Regions from separate parts of the Homo sapiens genome. Here region 2 is linked to region 1. A link is a contact called in ENCODE Hi-C or POLR2A ChIA-PET data. All regions are on one chromosome and are shown on one strand. The core of a region is the stretch at or near the end of the contact, and the rest is flanking DNA. Distances in the headings are between cores, read along the strand shown. Region 1 has its middle 42 kb from the start of NR1D2. Region 2 overlaps UBE2E1 (ubiquitin conjugating enzyme E2 E1).

Evidence for each region. Hi-C counts contacts between places; a loop is a spot of excess contacts on that map. ChIA-PET counts read pairs that join two places held with the same protein, here RNA polymerase II (POLR2A). Pooled maps may share reads with other maps.
Region 2: a pooled map shows a loop between it and region 1 (2.8-fold over the local background). The contact joins two enhancer-like sites. A Hi-C loop is called at or near these places in 2 of 50 pooled maps. POLR2A ChIA-PET finds 5 or more read pairs at or near these places in 3 of 52 experiments (T-cell, WTC11 and activated naive CD8-positive, alpha-beta T cell).

Annotation. Positions count from the first base shown.
Region 1 is chr3:23,985,518-23,989,181 of GRCh38, reverse strand. No RefSeq gene overlaps it. Among named protein-coding and RNA genes, the nearest start is that of NR1D2, 42 kb to the right of the region's middle. Within about 2 kb of position 1,646, at least 4 of the 41 ENCODE cell types and tissues checked have a DNase peak (open chromatin) inside an H3K27ac peak, as active enhancers do.
Region 2 is chr3:23,864,166-23,867,903 of GRCh38, reverse strand. All of the region lies in intron 3 of UBE2E1 (ubiquitin conjugating enzyme E2 E1), which reads right to left. Among named protein-coding and RNA genes, the nearest start is that of NKIRAS1, 51 kb to the left of the region's middle. RefSeq lists an enhancer at 2,193-2,952. Within about 2 kb of position 1,868, at least 8 of the 41 ENCODE cell types and tissues checked have a DNase peak (open chromatin) inside an H3K27ac peak, as active enhancers do.

The sequences.
Region 1 (3,664 bases), core at 397-2,896:
GCTGGGATGTCCACCGTTATGCGTGAGAGGCTTAGCTGCAGGCGGGTGCTAGGGGTGGAAGGAGCCCTATCTGTAGCATTTACTGATTTCCATAAAATCAATACTACTCCCACCATGGCCAATCTCAAGCTACCAATGCGAAGTCAACTGGCTCACAAAATTCCTGAAACATTGGCTTTCATGAGCTGGTAAGAACTGGCCCCAGCACACCACTGGAGAGGTCCTTCATGCTAGGGGACAACGGCAGGAGTGGAAAAAGGACAAAGGCAGACTGAGGACCTTCATCTATTTTTGCTCTGGCCCTTCATGTATCTGGCCCTGCATTCCTATCAACCAGGATGTTGTTCTGGTCACCGCTGATGATGGCCATCAGTACTGAGCTCACAAAGAAGGACCCTTTGTTCCTTACTATTCGATGTAGAAGATATGGATGACTCTTGGTGTCCATATTCGTCCGTTGTCACAATGCTATAAAGAACTACCTGAGGCTGAGTGTGGTGGCTCAGGCCTGTAATCCCAGCACTTTGGGAGGCCAAGGAGGGTGGATCACTTGAGCTCAGAAATTTGAGACCAGCCTAGGCAACATGGAGAAACCCCGTCTCTACTAAAAATACAAAAGTTAGCTGGGCATGGTGGTGCACACCTGTAGTCCCAGCTACTCGGGAGGCTTAGGCACGAGAATCGCTTGAACCCGGGATGCAAAGACTGCAGTGAGCGGAGATGCCACCATTGCACTCCAGCCCGGGTGACAGAGCGAGACTCGGTCTCAAAAAAAAAAAAAAAAAAAAAGAACTACCTGAGGCCGAATATGGTGGCTCACACCTGTAATCCTAGCATTTTGGGAGACCAAGGTGGGTGGATCACTTGAGCTCAGCAATTCGAGACCAGCCTGGGCAACATGGTAAAACCCCATCTCTATAAAAATTACCAAAAAGTTAGCGGAGCGTGGTGGTGTGTGCCTGTAGTCCCAGCTACTTGGGGTGCTGAGGTAGAAGAATCATTTCAACCCAGGAGGTCGACGCTGCAGTAAGCCAAGATCACACCACTGCACTCCAGCCTGGGTGACAAAGTGAGACCCTGTCTCAAAAAAAAAAAAAGAAAGAAAGAGAGAGAGAAGAAGGAAGGAAGGAAGGAAGGAAGGAAGGAAGGAAGGAAGGAGAAAGAAAGGAAGGGGAAAAAACAAATTAAAAACAAAAAGAACTGGCCGGGTGTGGTGGCTCACGCCTGTAATCCCAGCGCTTTGGGAGGCCAAGGCAGGCTGATCACCTGAGGTCAGGTGTTTGAGACCAGCCTGGCCAACATAGTGAAACCCTGTCTCTACTAAAAATACAAAAATTAGCCAGGCGTGGTGGCAGGCACCTGTAATCCCAGCTACTTGGGAGGCTAAAGCAGGAGAATTGCTTCAACCCAGGAGGCAGAGGTTGCAGTGAGCCGAGATCACGCCACTGCACTCCAGTCTGGGCGACAGAGTGAGACTCTGTCTAAAAAAAAAAAAAAGAACTACTTGAGACCAGACGATTTATGGTGAAAGGAGCTTTAATTGACTCACAGTTCTGCAGGCTATCTATACAGGAAGCATGGCTGGAAGGTCTCAGGAAATTTACACAATCGTGACAGAAGACAAAGGAGAAGCAAGCACGTCTTACCATGGAGGACCAGGAGAGGTGGAGAGTGAAGGGGGAGGCACTTTTAAACATCCAGATCTCATGAGAACTCACTCTCACAAGAACAGCCAGGGGAAATTCCGCCCCCATGATCCAATCACCTCCCATCAGGTCCCTACCCCAACACTGGGAATTACAATTCGACACAAGATCTGGTTGGGGACACAGAGCCAAACCACATCAGTGGCCTACCCAATAGCCTTTCCCCAACAGCTTCTTTCTGGAAGAGCCCGCTGCTCTCTACAGAGGCTGAAAAATGTTAGATACTTGCTTTCCCAGGCTCCCTTGAGGCAGGAGACCCAGTCTGGCCAACAGGAACTGAAGGGTGAAGCCCGCTAGAGCCTTCTGGAAAAGATTCCCCCCTAACATACAAGAGGAAGGTCTCTGCCCTTCTTATCTGGAAATGGTACCTCTGCTGTGATGCCTGAACTGTGGCAGCCATCTTGCAACCATGAGAGAAAACATTAGAAACAGGCACAGGATGACAAAGAAGGATCAGAACTCCTAGGTTCCTTCTTTTCTTTTAATTAATTGTGGTAAAATGTACATAACATAAAATTTACCATCTTAACTTTTTTTTTTTTTTTTTTGAGACAGAGTCTCGCTCTGTCGCCCAGGCTGGAGTGCAATGGCGCGATCTCAACTCACTGCAAGCTCCGCCTCTCAGGTTCACACCGTTCTCCTGCCTCAGCCTCCCAAGTAGCTGGGACTACAGGTGCCCACCACTATGCCCACCTAATTTTTTGTATTTTTAGTAGAGATGGGGTTTCACCGTGTTAGCCAGGATGGTCTCCATCTCCTGACCTCATGATCCACCTGCCTCAGCCTCCCAAAGTGCTGGCATTACAGGCATGAGCCACCGCGCCTGGCCCATCTTAACCATTTTTAAGTGTTCACTTCAATAGTGTTAAATACAATCACTTTGTTGTACAACCCATCTCAAGAATTCTTAAAAATTATTATGGGTGCATAACAGTTGTATGTATTTATGGGGTACATGTGTCATTTTGATGCAGGCATATAATGTATAATGATCAAATCAGGGTAATTGGGGTACCCATCACCTCAAGCATATCATTTCTTTGTGTCAGGGACATGCCAGTTCCACTCTTAGTTTAGAATTCTTTTCATCTTGCAGAACTGAAATTCTGAAATAATTCCCCCTTTCCCCCTCCTCCCAAACCCTGGTAACTATTTTTCTACTTTCTGTTTCTATGAATTTGACTACTCAAAGTACTTCACATAAGTAGAATCTTACAGTATTTGTGACTGGCTTATTTCATTTAGCACAATGTCTTCAAGGTGCATCCATGTTGTAGTATGTGTCAGAATATCCTTCCTTTTTGAGGCTCAATAATAGCACATTTTGTTTATTCATTCATCCTTCTATGGAAATCTGGGGTTTTCCCACATTTTGGCTATTATGAATAATGCTGCTATAAATGTGAGTACAAATATCTCTTCGAGAGCCTGCTGTCAATTCTTTGGGGTATATACCCAGAAGTGGAATTGCTGGATCATATGGTAGTTCTATTTTTAATTTTTTGAGGAACTGCCATACTGTCCTCCACAGCAGCTGCACTGACTTACATCTCCAACAGTGCACAGTGGTTCCAACTTCCCCACATCCTCACCAGCACTTATTTTCTGGTGTTTTTTTTTTCTTCCTGATAGTTGCCATCCTAATGGGTGTAAGGTAGGTGCCTGTGTTTTTTATGGCATTTGTGAAGCCACTGAACCAGCCTGAAATTGTCCTGCCTCTAGAAGTCTTGTGTAGGAAAAAAAATTAATAAGCATCCTTATTACAGAACTCCATGTTTTTTAATTTTTATTTTTTTAAAGATAGGGTCTTGCTCTGTTGCCCAGGCCGGAGTGCAGTGGTTACAGTGAGTGCACAGCTCATTGTACAGCCTCAAACCACCAAACCCAGCTAATTCTGAAATATTTTAATAGAGATGAGGGCTCACTATGTTGCACAGGCTGGTCTTGAACTCCTGGCC
Region 2 (3,738 bases), core at 619-3,118, 120 kb after region 1:
ATTGAAGGACAGATTTTGGCCTTATGATAAAAGCTTCCACTGACATTTTATTGGAAAATTTGGAAATACTCAGACTAAATGGATACTATCTCACTGTTCTGCCTTCTCTGCTCCCTCCTCTCTATTCAATTCAGGTGCTCTTTCCTACCCTCTTCCTTCTCCTTTGCTCTCAGACATGGGACTGACATACTGAATCTCTAAGAGACTACAAAACCTGCACCAGTATAAATGAAAGGGCTCAAGTGTACTCCAACAGCAGGATGCAAATCTGATTTTGAAATGAGACAGGGGGACCGGAGAGCCCACACAGGAGAAACTTTTGCCAAAAGAGGGTGCTCTTTCTCCCTTCTTTAATGTAGAAATACCAACTGTTATCTAAGATAATTATTTGTCAATTTATCTAAACAGTCAAAACACATGGAAGATTTGAAATGGGTGAATTTAATTGTGTATAAATTACACCTCAACAAAGTTGATGATAATTTATCCAAATATAAGCAAAACCAAAGTTTGAACTCAATTCTCCAGAATTTATTACATACAGGTTTGTTCTGACCTACTATTTGTACATCTAAAGTATCACTCCAAGAACCAACATAAATCAAAGACAGAAAAGTACCCTAACACAATTGCAGAGAAATATATAATTTTCAAAGTTCCTTCACAAACTTTGACTTCTTTTGATCTTTGCCTAGAATCTTTGAATCAGGAAAGGTAACATTTATCCATTTTAAAGATGAGGAAAATAAAATACATAAAATATAAAAAAGACAAGAAGAAAGTAATACAAAATAAAGAAATACATTTAAAAACAAACAAAGAGAAAAAAAAAAAAGATGAGGAGAAGGATTCAGGATTAAGTGATTTGTTTGTACAAAGTCAGAAAGCCTGGAAGTCAGTTCTGGCTAATGGCAATCCAGGTTTTCTTAAGGTGATATATTTTTACTACACCCATGAAGCTTAAAATAAAGTTACCTGTCTTTGGACTCAACACAAAAGTTGTTTAATCACAATTACTGGTCTGCCTTTCCTACCTTATTATTTCATTTCTCTTTCACATTTGGATGGAAGCCAGGATTAAATAAGAACAAGAAAATCTTGTGATCTGCCAAAAGGTGTTATTTAAATTTCTTAATACCAAAAATTAAATCACTTTATTTGCAGAAATCAATTAGGTGAAAATAAAAGCATACCACACACAGTACTTAGTGTGGAGAGGAATTTCGATAATAATGTGACAACTCCAAAAATGCAGAGAATCCCCCACCTTAATGAAAACCAAAGACATTTTGGGGAAACAAGCATCAGTTCAATTACAGTCCAAACGTTATGCCCCTAAGCTGCAAAGAGAACAAGAAAGATGCACAATTCTTTTTTCCCCCTAGAGCTAAAAAAAAGCAGGTATAGAACATGAGACCTACTTTCTCCAGCTCAGAAGTTAGGTTGGTCCCACAGTCCAGGAATTCAGATCCACTTCACTCTATTCCATTCTAGTTCACAGTGGCACTGGGAGGTCCAGCAGTCATTAGAATGACCTGCACTGAAATGTGAGGTCAACCCCTGCCTGAGGATACAATATCACCCACTGCTCAATGCTCTGTGAAGCTGAGGCCTCTGCAACTTCTTTGTTCCCTCCCTCTCCACTGCAGGATCCACAACTCAGAACTACCAGGAAATAACAGGGTCAGGAGGTGAGGAGAGCTATTTACTGCACTTGGGGGAATCACTGGCTTCTTTCTTGGCCCCGGCTGGCCTGGAGAGACAAGAGGAAGGCTGTTTATATTTGCATAGGGCTGAGAGACTGAATGAGTGAGGTTATGCCCTGCATGTCAAATACAGGGCTGGGCTTGGAGGGGAGGGTCTGGTTGCTTTCTCATTGCCAACTCTTTCACCCAGGCGAATCCTTGGTCCTGCTGTCTACACACACCCTTCTAGCTGAGCAGTAGACAATAGCTTTCAAAAGGCTAGATGCTGCAGCAGCAGCAGCAGCTAAAGAGGCCCACAGATGGAGGGCTGATGTGGGACATTTCACAGCTACCTAAACGTAACAAGCCTAGAATGACTGGTAAGCAAATACTGGTGGCCACTGGTCAGGCACGAAACTGGCTTGTAAGTTAACAGACGGCAGAGTCATATGCTACTTCATGTTGGTATCAGTTGGTTTCTAAAATGATTCAAACAGTCATTTAATACCAAGAAGTCCAAAGCATTATCCCCAAACAGAGAAGGGTGCTGACTTACAAACATGTCCTATTCCAGCCAAGTGCTCACAGGTGTGAGCCAGCACTTTGGAAGTCCGAGGCAGGCAGACTGCTTGAGCCCAGGAGTTAGGGACCAGCATGGGCAACATTGTGAGACCTCATCTCTAAAAAAATACAAAACACAGCCGGGCATGGTGGCATGCACCTGTCATCGCAGTTACTCGGGAGGCTAAGGCGGGAGGATCACCTGAGCCCTAGGAAGTTGAGGCTGCAGTGAGCCGAGATTGCACCACTGCACTCCGGCCTAGGTGAGTGACAGAGTGAAACTCCATCTCAAAAAAAGGACTAAGTCTTAACTGACTGAAGAGTCTCCTGCTAGCCTTGAAGAAGCAAGCTCCTATGACATAAACTACCTAAGAAAAGGGCTAGAGAACTATGAGCGGCCTCTAGGAGTTGCCTGGGCCTCAGTCCCATAGCTGCAAGGAACTGAATTCTGTCAACAACTATGTGACCTTGTAAGAGCTACAGATGAGGACACAGGCCAGCTGACTCCTTGACTACAGCCAAGAGAGACCCTGAGCAGAGGGCTCAGCTAAGCTATGCCTGGATTCCTGACCCACAGTAACTGTGAGATACTAAATGTGTGTATTGTTTTGGGCTGCTAAATTTGCAGTAATTTGTTACACAGAAAGAGAAATCCTGACAGTCTGAAATTTATTTTCAGAAGAAGTTGAAACAGAGGGTCTCTGCACCAGTGGTCATTAACATGGATGAGGGCAGAGGTGCTGTACTGAAAAAGAGCTTATGCATGCAGGACAGTAAGACCCCAGTTTTCTTTCTCCACTCAGCTCCCAGAACACAGGCCGGCCTTCGCCCTCCAGGCAGTCTCTTCTGGGGAATATGAGCGACTCAGAGGAAAGACCTTTCTAACTAAGGAACAGATAACTGAGGAACATGGTTCTTTTCTAACATAAAAATCAAAAATCAAAACAAACTAGAAGATAGCCAACTACAGAAAACAGAAATTATAGGGAGAATTTCAAAATAAACTTATTAATATCCAGAGAGACAGAATACATTGCACTTATGAAAAAAGAATAAAGCCAAAACAAAATAACATTCAGAGGAGAAAAAGTAGCTTTTGAAAATTAAAAACAAAAGCAAGCAAACAAAAGATTTCAAAAACTCAATAAAAGATAAAGTTGAAATCTCCCAAGAAAGTAGAAGAAAGGCTGCAAATAGGAGAGAAAAGATACAACAATTAAAGGACCATAGGAAGGACAAAGATTTGAATAGTGAGAGTGATCCAGAAAGGGTAAACAGAGAGGAGGTCCAAAATAACTTAAAACTTACCAGGCCATGAGTTTCCACATTGAAAAGGCACAGTACATTGGAGGAAAACTGACCTACACAAGGTGGCACATCAAGTTTCCAGGGAGAAAAAAAAAAGTAATGTGTAAGAAACCCCAAATCAGCGGGCTTCAGATTTCAAAAGCAATAGTGGGAGTAAGCTGGCACTGAAGCAATGTCTTCAAAA